2 separate regions of the Homo sapiens genome follow, and region 2 is linked to region 1. The links are chromatin loops, found by intact Hi-C in ENCODE. Cell type or tissue: OCI-LY7. All regions are shown on one strand. Links, peaks and the distances in the headings refer to the core of each region. The heading gives the core; the rest is flanking DNA. Region 1 overlaps IATPR (ITGB1 adjacent tumor promoting lncRNA). Region 2 overlaps ITGB1 (integrin subunit beta 1).

The links. A loop is a pair of places that touch in the nucleus more often than their neighbours do. Peaks named below come from ENCODE experiments on the same cell type or tissue, not always from the same donor. Only the 100,000 strongest peaks of a DNase experiment are listed, where the experiment ranks them.
Region 2: it touches region 1 in a loop (2.5-fold over the local background); 4 of 110 quality-filtered maps call a loop at or near these places.

Annotation. Positions count from the first base shown.
Region 1 is chr10:33,102,223-33,105,038 of GRCh38, reverse strand. The region is part of intron 1 of IATPR (ITGB1 adjacent tumor promoting lncRNA); the gene reads left to right. Among named protein-coding and RNA genes, the nearest start is that of IATPR, 13 kb to the left of the region's middle. In OCI-LY7, for the core only: no CTCF peak of the experiment used is centred there; a DNase peak (open chromatin) is centred at 1,168.
Region 2 is chr10:32,952,897-32,955,712 of GRCh38, reverse strand. The region is part of intron 1 of ITGB1 (integrin subunit beta 1); the gene reads left to right. Among named protein-coding and RNA genes, the nearest start is that of ITGB1, 3.9 kb to the left of the region's middle. In OCI-LY7, for the core only: a CTCF peak has its summit at 1,399; a DNase peak (open chromatin) is centred at 1,418; H3K4me3 peaks cover 2,439 bases; H3K27ac peaks cover 2,500 bases.

The sequences.
Region 1 (2,816 bases), core at 95-2,594:
CAAGTCTTCACTGTCTTTTGGCTAGAGACATCAAGTCCTTGTCATGTGGGCCACCCCATAAGGCTGTTTACAACATAGGATGTGCCTTTCCTCAGATGAGGATTCCAAGAGACAGAATGTGAGAGAAGATACCCCTAATGGAAGGTGCAGTCTTTTCATATCTTCATCTTGAAAATGGCATACCATGATTTTTGCCATATTCTAGCTGGTAGACAATAGTAACTAAGGCTTGTCCACATTCAAGTGAAGAGGACCATATACCAAGGCATACATACTGGAGACAGGGATCACAGAGGACCAGCTTAAAAACAGACCACCATAGTGGGCATTGAGGTAACACATACATGCATGCACAGTTCGGACACTAATAAAAGGGAAATATTTTTCTGAGTAGCTTAGAGGAAGTGACCAGTTGAAGTTTTCAAGACCTGATGTTTCAGCCATTAAATGAAAACAGCAGAAAACTCATAATGGCATTTTTCAAGTCAGCTTGGAACCTGAGCCAGAAAAATCACCTGTCAATAGACTATTTTGTGGACATTTTCCAGTGTGGTGGTGGATTTAAAGACGTAAGTTCTGCACCACTTCACTTGTATCTTCCCCCTAAACAAAGCGTTCATCACACCAGCCAGGGGGCTCATGTCTTCATCGGGCCATCTTGGCAATGGGAGAACAGCCTGTGTAGCCTGGCATTGAGCTTTCCCATGGCCCAAATGCAGGCTTTTCCAGTCTTCTCTCTACACAGTCTGTCTGGTCCATGCCAATGATAGAGGCAGGAGGCAGAGAACTCTCCTAGGCAGACAGGGGAAGGTCCCTGGAGAACCTCCAACCTGCCAAGGTCATTGTGCACAGGGAGCTTGCCTAAACATGCCCGTGGTGAAAAATTTCATCCCTTAACACATGCACAGTAAGGGAAATAAATCAGTATGAAGTGGCTCAGACTAAGGTCCCACATGTGCACTGAAAGGACAGGGTGGCGCCTCCAGGAATTCATGCCTTATACACATAGGGAACCCAGCCCCATCACCAGATATGTAAAAGCCCTTGTAGTCAACTGTGAACGGGCTACCAAGAACCTTCTTTCAGGACCCTCTCTTTGCTGAGAGCTTTCCTTTCACTTAATAATTCTATTCCACTCATTCTCCAGTGTCCACGTGCCCAATTCTTCCTGGTCGTGAGACAAGAACCCCAACCTAACTGAGCTAAGGAGCAGAAAAACTGCACCACCAACACTAAAAACAATGTCTTAGTATTCTCTTTCTCTCCACCTATTTGTATCTTATCCATCCTCTGAGTTCATCCCAAATTAGCAAAAACCTCCATTCTACTTTATCTCTGTCACAACTCCTAAAATTGTTCCAGCAATCACTCAAGTATGTACTATGGTTAGAGGACTCCGGAACTCAGAAGACTGGAAGAGTAAGACTCCAGACAGTGAACAGAGTAACAGAAAGAGAAACAGTAATATCCACATAAACAAGAGTGGCTTATGCAGCAATGACAGCATGCCCAGTACCACCTGGGAGAGGCATTGAGCTGATAAAGCGTTTGAGAAGAGCTCATCTTAAAACAACAGGAAACGCTCAGTGAGGCTCAGGAATGAGGAAAGCAAAATATCCAAGAACGAAATATTCATGGTCAAGATGAAGCCCTAGACCTGGACTGAATCATTGATCACTAAGAGGAGCTGGCCCTGGTCACAATGGAGAAATATTGAAATATTAGATGTAAAAGAACACATATCTGAACATAACATATGTAATCAACCACATGTTTCTATGTTCTTTAATCAGATAAATGTTTGGCTCTGAGAAGAGCCAAACACTTATTTTTCTAAATTGCTAAAGTGAAAAATCTCTGTTGAATCCAAAACACTGACTCTGTTAGAAGTCATCTTCTAGGAGTCCAGGCACAGAGAAGTGAGTTACATAAATGGCCCCAGAACACCTCCATCAAGCTGTGACTCTCACTCTTCCCTGTCAGTTCCTCTGCAATGTAAATCCATCCATATGGAGGCACGACTGACTGTACATGACTGGGGAGAAGCAAACAAGGTAGCCCCTCGGTCCCTGTATTGCTTAGAAGAATAGCAACAGCTCAAGAGCTGATTAAGTGCAACTACTGCAAGCAATCATAGAAGCGTGTTGACTTCTCTTCAGTCCCTGGACGTGTAAGACCATCCAGATTTGCCTGAGGACTGCAGGATTTCTGAAGATGGCCCCCACATCTGGAAGCTCTTTTTCCTGAAGGCCTTTCAGAAACCCCCACAGCTATGGGACAGAGTTCTCCATCCTGTGTGTATTTCTTGTCTACCTTCTATTTTTATAGCACTATGTTGGGTACCATGAGAAAAGCAAAAAAGAATCAACTAGAGTCCTTGTCATAGTGCTTATCATCCCGCTGACAAAACAAAACACATTAACCTTCAAAATGAAGTGGCCCAGCCTGAGCAATGTGATGAAACCCCGTCTCTACCAAAAAAATACAAAAATTAGCTGGGTGTGGAGATGTACGCCTGTAGTCCCAGCTACTTGGGAGGCTGAGGTGGGAGAATTGCTTGAGCCTGGGAGGCAGAGGTTATAGTGAGCTGAAATCGTGCCACTGCACTCCAGCCTGGATGACAGAGTAAGACCCCACATTAAAAAAAAAAAAAATGATGTGGCATAGGCTGCAGTGTACGATTAAGTACTGAAAGAGTAGGTGATCCATCAACGGGGTGCCATGTTGTTAACCTGCACTCTAGTCTGCTGGCCACACCTCAGCGCACAATGACATGAGTCAGGATGCAGGTACACTAGGGCTAAAATCAACCCGAG
Region 2 (2,816 bases), core at 114-2,613, 150 kb after region 1:
TCTTCCTAACTCTGGGAGTGACACTGGGGACATCTGGTCATATTATAATAATGAAAAGTGGTCAAACAACTTAACATGGTGCCAGTTTTCCTAAGCGTGCTTGCCACTGATTGTAATGCTTTTATTGTTTGGCTTCTTGATAAGTAAGTTATGGCTTACAGCGGTGAGTAGTATAGTGTTCTGTCTGAAAACATATTCATTAATATTCTGTAGCTGCTCTGGTTTGCCCTTAACTATGCTGCTAGTGTGATAAGCTGAAACATCTTGTAACTGGTAAAAGTTTCAGAGAACTTAACTTTCTGAATATGTAACAAGCTGCATGTATCTGAAAGGGTTCATTTAGACTTCTGTTAGATATTAGCAGATTTTCTCACTCTGCCAGAGAGTTAGGATCTGTTAGGTTGTGGGTGGAATCCTGGAGATTATGCCGGGTAAATATGTAAGTACCTGTATTGTATTAGCAGTGTTTACTCTGACTTGGTTTTAGGTTCTGAGAGTTTGGCTGGTTATTTTTTCAGAGGTGGGAGGTATGGAGTAGAGACGTTAAGATACAGAAAGGTACATTCGTCTTCTGAATCCTGAAGTGTTATGCTAGAGGTATCTATAGCTGTGGAAAACTGAAAAGATATTATGGTATGTACCCAGCTTAAAGGGGGTACAGTCCGTAAAAGTCAGAATATTAGCAGCCTTCCAATATGTCTGTCGGTAGGTGAAAAAAAAAGTTTCTCTCTTTCAGGAGCTGTGTACAAAAGGATCCAAACTATACTTTGTACATTTGTTATTGTTTTAAAAGTGGCTGTGAGTTTTTAGAGGTCAGCTAACTTTAAACTTGCCGTTTGGTTTGTGACTTTAGAAGGTAGAGTTAACTATATTTAGCAATATGCTTAAGCGTGTGCATATCACCTCATGAAACGTGTGTGTGCATGAGAAAAGCTGCCTCCAGTACACATACATATGTATATACACACATACACACAAGCACATATATGTATGTATTTCTTATAGGACCAATCTCATTGTACATAATTTCAAAGCACAGGTTCCTATCTCCAGGGATGCATAAAAAGACTCACTGAAGTATAGGGAGAAAATTTTAGGTCTACTATTATGTTTGTTGATCTCATCACTTTAAAATTTAAAATTTTGATTATGATTGATAATCTTACTATATTGCTGTAGAAGTACATGTATCTGAATTTATAAATTGCATTTATTTTGGGTACAGGTATGCCTAGAATTTTTTTGCTGATAAAGGTGAGTGGTCAGAAAGCTTTGCAGATCCCTATATGGAGGATGATTTGAGTGGGGTTCAAGAACTACTGTATTTGGGAGGGAGAACTGATAAGACTTGATAAGAGAAATAAAAGAAACCCAGTGTGACACTGGTTTCTGGCTAGGAGGTGCTGTTCACTGAGGTGAGAGGGTGACCACAAGCTGGGGGTGCTGGTTGGCTGGAGCAGAGGGGAAATGATGACCTTATGAGGCCAAGTTTTTTTTTTTAAGGTGACCATGGGACATAGGTGGAGATGTCTAAATTGCAGTTGAATACACAGATTGAGAGCTTAAAAAAAGAAAAAACTCTGAGAGATTTCAATTTGACAATTCTTAGTCTATTGCTGGTTGAAGCTATAGGCTGTGCATGCAAACACCAAAGGAGGGTGTGGAGTGAAAAACGGGCTGAAGGAGGACCTGGGAACACTTTTAATAGTCAAGGGGGGGTGGAGGAAGAGGAATCTAGAAAAGCATTTACCTTCCCCAGTTTCTTCTCTGAACTTCTAATTCCTTTGAGTGGCATTTTTGTGAGTGACATAGGTATTTCTGGGTTTTTCCAGTGATTGGCATGTTTGAGTTAAAGACAGAAAGACTTCATTGGTCACATTTCTTTGTGGTAATTTATTTTCAGATACCTGATCAGAGAAGCAGTTTGATGTACTAAAGGCTTCTCGATTGGGAGACAGGAAACCTGGGTGTCAGTGCCGGGTCTGCCACTGAATTTCTGTGTGACCTTTGTCAGAGTACTGTACTTCCAGAGCGTTGGTTTCCACATCTACCCTATAAAGCAGCCTGCATGTTTCTCTCATTCTCTCGTTCGAGGAGTTGGAGGATAGCTGCTGCCTGATGTAAGTAGAGTGCAGTTCTCTCTCCATGAGCAACTTTTTTTTTTTTTGTATCACCAGAGAGTGTAGGCACTGTGCCACTTACTCTGTTAAGGATACCTGCCAGCGCTGACCAGCAACATCTGTCCCTGTCAGCTCTGCATCAGGATGTAGCTTGGCTGTACATTACATTTTATTCTATCAGTACATTGAGTACCAGTTACCTGAAAAATGCTTTACTCAGTGGACATGAATCAAGAAGTTGGCATGCTCTTTGATGTTGAGTCTGTTGTCTAATTGGAACAAGTTGTGTTCAGTTCAGGAAAACATAAATACCAAAGAGTGTTTTATACAATGTACTGTACCATAAAATACTGTACCATGTAATATTCCCTAACAATGTTAGAAAAATCTCAGCATTGGCTTGTGTGGTTTTGGAACACGTTGTGTAGGAGATGAGGCCTGAGCTTGGAATGGTATGAGCGAAGGTTGGATGACAGATGGTTGTCACATTCAAGGACAGCATGGGAAGAATCCAATCTAATTTCACAGATAGTACCTGGCCACTTTGTTACCTATTAGGAGTTATGTATAATATCATATATATCAGAAGGATATGTGAAGGCTATATAAAATGAAGGCCTGGGTTCTTGCCCTCCAATACTAGCCTGATGAGAGACACAGACATGAATACAATTAGTTACAATAGAAGTTTGAATA